Linked DNA regions of Homo sapiens: region 2 is linked to region 1. The links are chromatin loops, found by intact Hi-C in ENCODE. Cell type or tissue: CD4-positive, alpha-beta T cell. All regions are shown on one strand. Links, peaks and the distances in the headings refer to the core of each region. The heading gives the core; the rest is flanking DNA.

What was found. A loop is a pair of places that touch in the nucleus more often than their neighbours do. Peaks named below come from ENCODE experiments on the same cell type or tissue, not always from the same donor. Only the 100,000 strongest peaks of a DNase experiment are listed, where the experiment ranks them.
Region 2: it touches region 1 in a loop (2.0-fold over the local background); 2 of 110 quality-filtered maps call a loop at or near these places.

Annotation. Positions count from the first base shown.
Region 1 is chr17:27,530,874-27,533,779 of GRCh38, reverse strand. The region is part of intron 1 of KSR1 (kinase suppressor of ras 1); the gene reads right to left. Among named protein-coding and RNA genes, the nearest start is that of KSR1, 76 kb to the right of the region's middle. RefSeq lists a silencer at 704-889. In CD4-positive, alpha-beta T cell, for the core only: no CTCF peak of the experiment used is centred there; DNase peaks (open chromatin) are centred at 779, 1,259 and 2,579.
Region 2 is chr17:27,429,361-27,432,266 of GRCh38, reverse strand. It overlaps the pseudogene TBC1D3P5. Among named protein-coding and RNA genes, the nearest start is that of KSR1, 26 kb to the left of the region's middle. In CD4-positive, alpha-beta T cell, for the core only: no CTCF peak of the experiment used is centred there; a DNase peak (open chromatin) is centred at 1,176.

The DNA.
Region 1 (2,906 bases), core at 224-2,723:
AGTGCTTTATGCGTACAGACAGCCCTTAGGATCTGTGGGTTCTGCATCCATAGATTCAACGGCAGATCAGAAATCTTTTTAAAAAAATGAATGGTTGCGGCTGGGTGCGGGGGCTCACACCTGTAATCCCAACACTTTGGGAGGCCGAGGCGGGCAGACCACAAGGTCAAGAGATCGAGACCATTCTGGCCAACATGGTGAAACCCTGTCTCTACTAAAAATACAACAATTAGCTGGGCATGGTGGTGTGCATCTGTAGTCCCAGCTACTCGGGAGGCTGAGGCAGGAGAATTGCATGAACCCGGGAGGCAGAGGTTGCAGTGAGCCAAGATTATGCCACTGCACTCCAGCCTGGTGACAGAGTGATACTCCATCTTAAAAAAAAAAAAAAGAATGGTTGCATCTGCATCTGTACTAAGGGGGCTTGAGAATCTGTGGATTTTGGTATCCTCAGGGGTTCCTGGGACCACTCCCCCATGGATACCAAGGGACAACTGAATTAACTCACTTAATCCTTGCAACAAACCTGTGAGAGACGCCCTATCACAACTATCCCCATTGTACAGAGGCGTAAACTGAGGATGAGGAACAGTCCCATGTCATGCGGCTAGTAAGTGGCAGAGCAAGAAACTGAACCCAGGAAGTTCAGCTGCTCAGCCCATGCTCTTAACCATGGGCTACATTACTTCCTTAAATGACTGAGACTTTTGGGGTGCCTACTGTCCATCAGGCCAATGCTGGGCATCTTGGTACAAATGTTCTCATTTATAAAAAAGGACTCAGAGGGTCAGGAAGCCAACCCAACGTCACCCAGCTGGTATGTGTCAGAGCCAACTTAAACTCATAAGAGGCTGATGCCCCACGCTGCCCCTCCAGGCTTGAGGCGCTGGGTCTGACCTTCCACAGTTTGAAGGCTGACCTTTCCCACTGTGCTCCACCAGCAGTGATGCAGATGGAGACATCACTGACCCAGAGCACACGAATACTGGTGAGGAGCCCCAGGGATGCTCTGCCACCTGATCAGAAGGAGGCCAGAACCTTCCAGAAAGCCTGTTGGAAAAGCAGCGCCTGGGAGAGAGTCCACCAGCTCCAACCTCTTTCCTAGCACAGTCCTCTCCTCCACAGCTGCCTGTAAGCCACATCCTACCCCGTCCCACCCGCTGACAAAGAACCAGAGCGAGGGCCTCCTGCTAGTTCTCCAGTTGCAAGGGCTCTCTGTGTTTAGCTTTCTGATGTAACAGCTCGAAGCGGAGATGCACGCACTCACTGTTGCATAAGACCCGATTTCGCTCACACAAACCTCAGGGCAAGTCAGTCTCAAGTGCTGCGGGCTGGAGCACAGGGTGGCCTCACAGAGCAGCCCGTACCTGAAAGTGCTCTGCCGCGCAGGACAACACATTCCCAAGGAGGCCAGTTCTCCCACGGCCTGTTCCCAGGTGACCCAGCTACCATAACCCTCCAGGTGGAGGATAGCTCACCCGCACTGAGAAAAACCGGGCAAACCCCACAGGGCTCTGCATCTCCTGCCCTCTGACCTTTGCAATTGGCCCCATCTAAGGACCACGTCAACCAGTGAGGATTATTAGCAGGACCAGACCCATCTTCAGATGTCTGAAATGCCTTTAAATTACAAAATCCTTGGATGTTCTAAGACAAGAAGGGCCTAAGGTCATCTCACAGAAATAGATGAAAAACTGATGAGGAAACTGAGGCCCAGAGAGGGACAACGACTTAGTCAAACTCACACAAAGTAGAAGGCAGTGCCAGGACGGTCTCCTGGTTCTGTCCAGCACTCTTTCCCCCATACTGGATGGCAGAAGTCCTGGGTTCAACCTGCTGTGAGCGAGTGGTCTAGCTGGTAACGCTGGTTCCCTATTTTTATTTAACAAACAGGGACTGTTTTGAGAAGTGTATAAAATGCTAACTCATTTCATCTGGGGAGGTGGGTGTTATTACTATCCCCAAGTGGAGATGAAAGAGAGATAAAGTAACTGTCCAGGGTGGGAGGTGAACCTAGGCAATGTTACTCCACCATCCAAACCTGAGCCTTGAGTGCCACAGTGGCCTTTGTCACTGCAGCTCCTCAGGGCGCTGCTGGCTATATGCTGAAGTGCTCTCTGGAGCTCAACAGCATGCCCCAAGCAGCTGCTCAGAGGAGCAGGGCTGAAGCCACCTCCAGCACAGCACACATCTCAGCAGCCCCACAGGAGGGGTTCTCCCCCAAGCACTCGCCCACAGAACACAGGGGCCAGATCTTCCATGACGGATCCGAGTGTGGGACCAGGCAGAAAATGGACTCAGGTATTCACTACACCCCCTCCAGAGACCTGCAACATGTGACCAGGGCCACCCCCTCAGCTTACTGTCAGGGGAAAAGGTTTGCCAGGCAGCCCCTTCAAAGGCGTGGCCTCCCCGTCACCTGCACCTTCTGTAACCCTGGGCCTGTGAGGCAGAAGGGGGCCGCCCTGCAGTGCCAAGGCCATGACCCAGCAGGCAGGACTCTGCACCTTTGTGCACAGCCTCCTCGAGGTTCAACATCTTGAGCTTTCTTCCTGAAAAAGGAAGCTGTTTCTCAACATATTGCTACACATGGAGACTGAGAAACACAAACCGAGAGGCGAATAGGGCACTGGCCCCAAGGGAGGAGAATGAAGCGGGGAAGGGCTGGTATGGGCCAGTCTGCCTGAGGTAACCAGCCAAAGGGACAAGGAAACGCCCAGCACAAACTTGTCCATCCCGACATTGTTTACAAGAGGGACACAGTGCAAACAACCCAAAGCCCCAACAATGGAAGCACAGCTAAGGAGGTGATGGTAAAACCACTTACTAAACTATGACAGAGCCACTGAGCAGGTTTACAAAAACATAGGAAGTTTTTTGTGTTATTTTACTAAGCGACAGGCAGG
Region 2 (2,906 bases), core at 211-2,710, 100 kb after region 1:
AGGTTTGGAGCCCAGGAGCAATCAGCTCTACCACTCAGCCCAGGTGTGTGTTTGGCTGGACAACCTGGAGGAAGCTAAGGAGACATGACCTAAAGGCAGAGGGTGAGTCAGAGGTGGGATCCCTGGACAGGTATGAGAAGCTAGGCGAAAACGGGTGAAGTCTGAATAAATTTCACCCTATTCATATAATTACTGCATTAATAACCTTAGATAATAGTTCACATTATCATTTAGTTAATAGGATTGCACCCATGTTAAATTTCTTATTTTGTTTTTTTAAGAGACAAAGTCTCACTCTGTCACTTAGGCTGGAGTGCAGTGCTGTGATCATAGCTCACTGCTTCCTGGAACTCAATTGCTAAAGCAGTCTTCCCACCTCAGCCTCCTGACTAGGTGGGACTACACACACACGCCACCACGCCTGGCAATTTCTTTTACTTTTCTCTAGAGAAAGAGTCTACCTATGTTTCCCAGGCTGGTCTCAAACTCCTGGGCTCAAGTGAACCTGAACCTCCTGCCTCGACCTCTCAAATTGCTGGGATTACAGGCATGAGCCACCACACCTGGCCTAAATTTCTTATGTGCCATGGTACTGCAAAATGTCCTTATTAAGGGCAGCTGGATGGAAGGTGTACGTGTAAAATCATTTCAACAGTAAACATTTATTTTACAACATGAAGATGGTTATCCTTCCATGAGTGTAAAGTATAAAGGCAGGCTCATGGTGTCGTCAGAAGTCAGGTTTCAGGGCTGGGGGTGCTGGGAAGGGCTGGGCATGGTTGGCTTTGTGATCTGGGGGCTGGTGTGTTCCATCTCTGAATGTCTTTTGAGCTGTGCACTTACCAGGGATGTAAGTCATATCTTAATAAATTTTCATAAGTTTAACAAAAAGTAAAACGAGGATGGGAAGCTTGTTTGGGATCTCGGGTGCTTATCTAGCCATGAGCCCTGGCCCAGATGCTTCTAGTAGCCTGGAGGGAACTGAGAACATTCAAAATAGAGGTGGCAGAGCCAAGGCCCCGAGGTGGAAGCGCACTGCTGCTTGTCCCTAGCTGTGAATGGGGTGTCCTGCTCGGAGGCAATGCTGTGTGCACTGCAGGGCCCACAAGTCCATGTCCATATTGTGGCTCAGTGCAGTGAAAGCCAATCTCAGCCCCTTCGCAGTGTGGTCAGCCTGCCAGCAGGTGGCCAGCTGATCCTCCTGGGAAATTGTGCCATCCCAGGGACTGGGTGTGAGTCTCTCATCCACAAATGTGGTGTCAGCCTGGTGAGCCTTGGAAAGGGCATGTGCAGGATGCTGAGCCTCTTCCATCCTCATGCCGGTCTCAAGGCCACTCGCTCCGTGGGCCCATCCAGCAAGTGTGGTGGCTTGGAAAGAAGCCGGCTCCATCCACAGGGCATGCTGTTTTGCTCAACTCAGGACCAACATCATCCTCCATAGTAATTCTCTTTGGTGGGAGTACTGGAAACATGAATAACAGATACCTTCAGAGTCTGAGCTGCTGAGGCCAGGGCTGCAGGGTGCCCTCCTGTCAGGAAAACCTGCACTGGCAGCTGGAAGGCACCTGGTCGTGGTGTCTGCAAGGGCTACAGCAGTGGCTGCAAGGCTTCGGGACTCACCCGGCTTCTGTGAGGTGAATTGTGACAGTGGCAGAGCTCTGCAGCGCCAGGGTCCCCTGCATGGTCATACTGACTGCAACTGGGAGCCCACCACACCCCTGGTGCCCCTCTCTTCCCAGGGCTGGGGTCTAGACCAGGCCCCTCTTGCCTGGGAATTATGCACTGGGAGGGGGACACAGGCCCGCAGATTGGGACAGAGGCCCCAGGGCATGCTGCTGGCTGGCCGGGGCTGCCATGCTCACCTCTCTGTCTCTCGTGGCCTTGGTGGGACCGGCCTCCCCATTGAATGGGATTTTCCAGGTGTCTGGGGCTGCAGGGCAGCTGGCGGGGTGCCACCCTGGCTTCGGTGACCAGATGCAGGTGCCCATGTTGCAGCGGGGTTATCTCCCGACCTCCCTCTTAGTCCTGATGGGCCTGGGCTGGGCCCGGTGTCAGGGTCCCCTTGGGCTCCCTGGGCTAGGCCTGTCCCATGGTCCCGGGGCTGTCCAGGACACATTTAGAAGGGACATGGACCCAGCAGCTCTGTTTGAAATCGTCATGGGGGAACCAAGGGCCCCCCACATCCAGGTCCGTCGGGAGCTGGAGCATAGAGTTCCACTGCAGGAATCTCCAGGAACGCCGAGGTCCTCCCTGAGCCGGGGCCAGGCTGGGCATGCCCTGAGTCCCAGGTGCCCCCAGAGAGTGGTCTGCTGCCCTGGGCTCCCCAGAAGCCCCCACATGTTCCTGGGCCTTGGCCTCATGGACAGCCCCACCAGGACAGGGTGTAGGACGAGGTGGAGAAGCGGACCAAATGGGCCGCTGGAACCGGGCTGGTGGGCCGGGAAGGGCCTTCCTGTCCCCCTTGCAGAGGGTCTTCCCGCCATGTGATGCCAGCACAGACCTGGGTCCTGAGGACCCTTTCTCGGGTTTTGCTGAAAGGAAAACAGACGTGGTCAGTGTCTCCAGTGAGCCCATGCAGGCCTTTCTGGGCTGGGCCCCACCTGCCTGGGTCTCTGGAGTCCTCAGGGTCTCTGTGTGGCCCCTGTGGTCTGACACTGATGACATGCCTATAGTCTGCTGATCCCAGAGGAAGGGTTGTGTGCCGCCTGGTGTGGGGAAGCTGCCTGGGCATGGCAGGTGGCTTCTGGAACTGCCCCCAGGGTTCAGCCTCGCTGGGGGCTTCCTGCCACACACCCTCATCCCAGGGCTATTGGGCCTGGGATATGGCCCCCAGTCAGAACTCAGGTGGGAGGGGCCTTGGATGTCACCAGCCCCTTGCCACTTCACATGGGGACCCGTCTCCACAG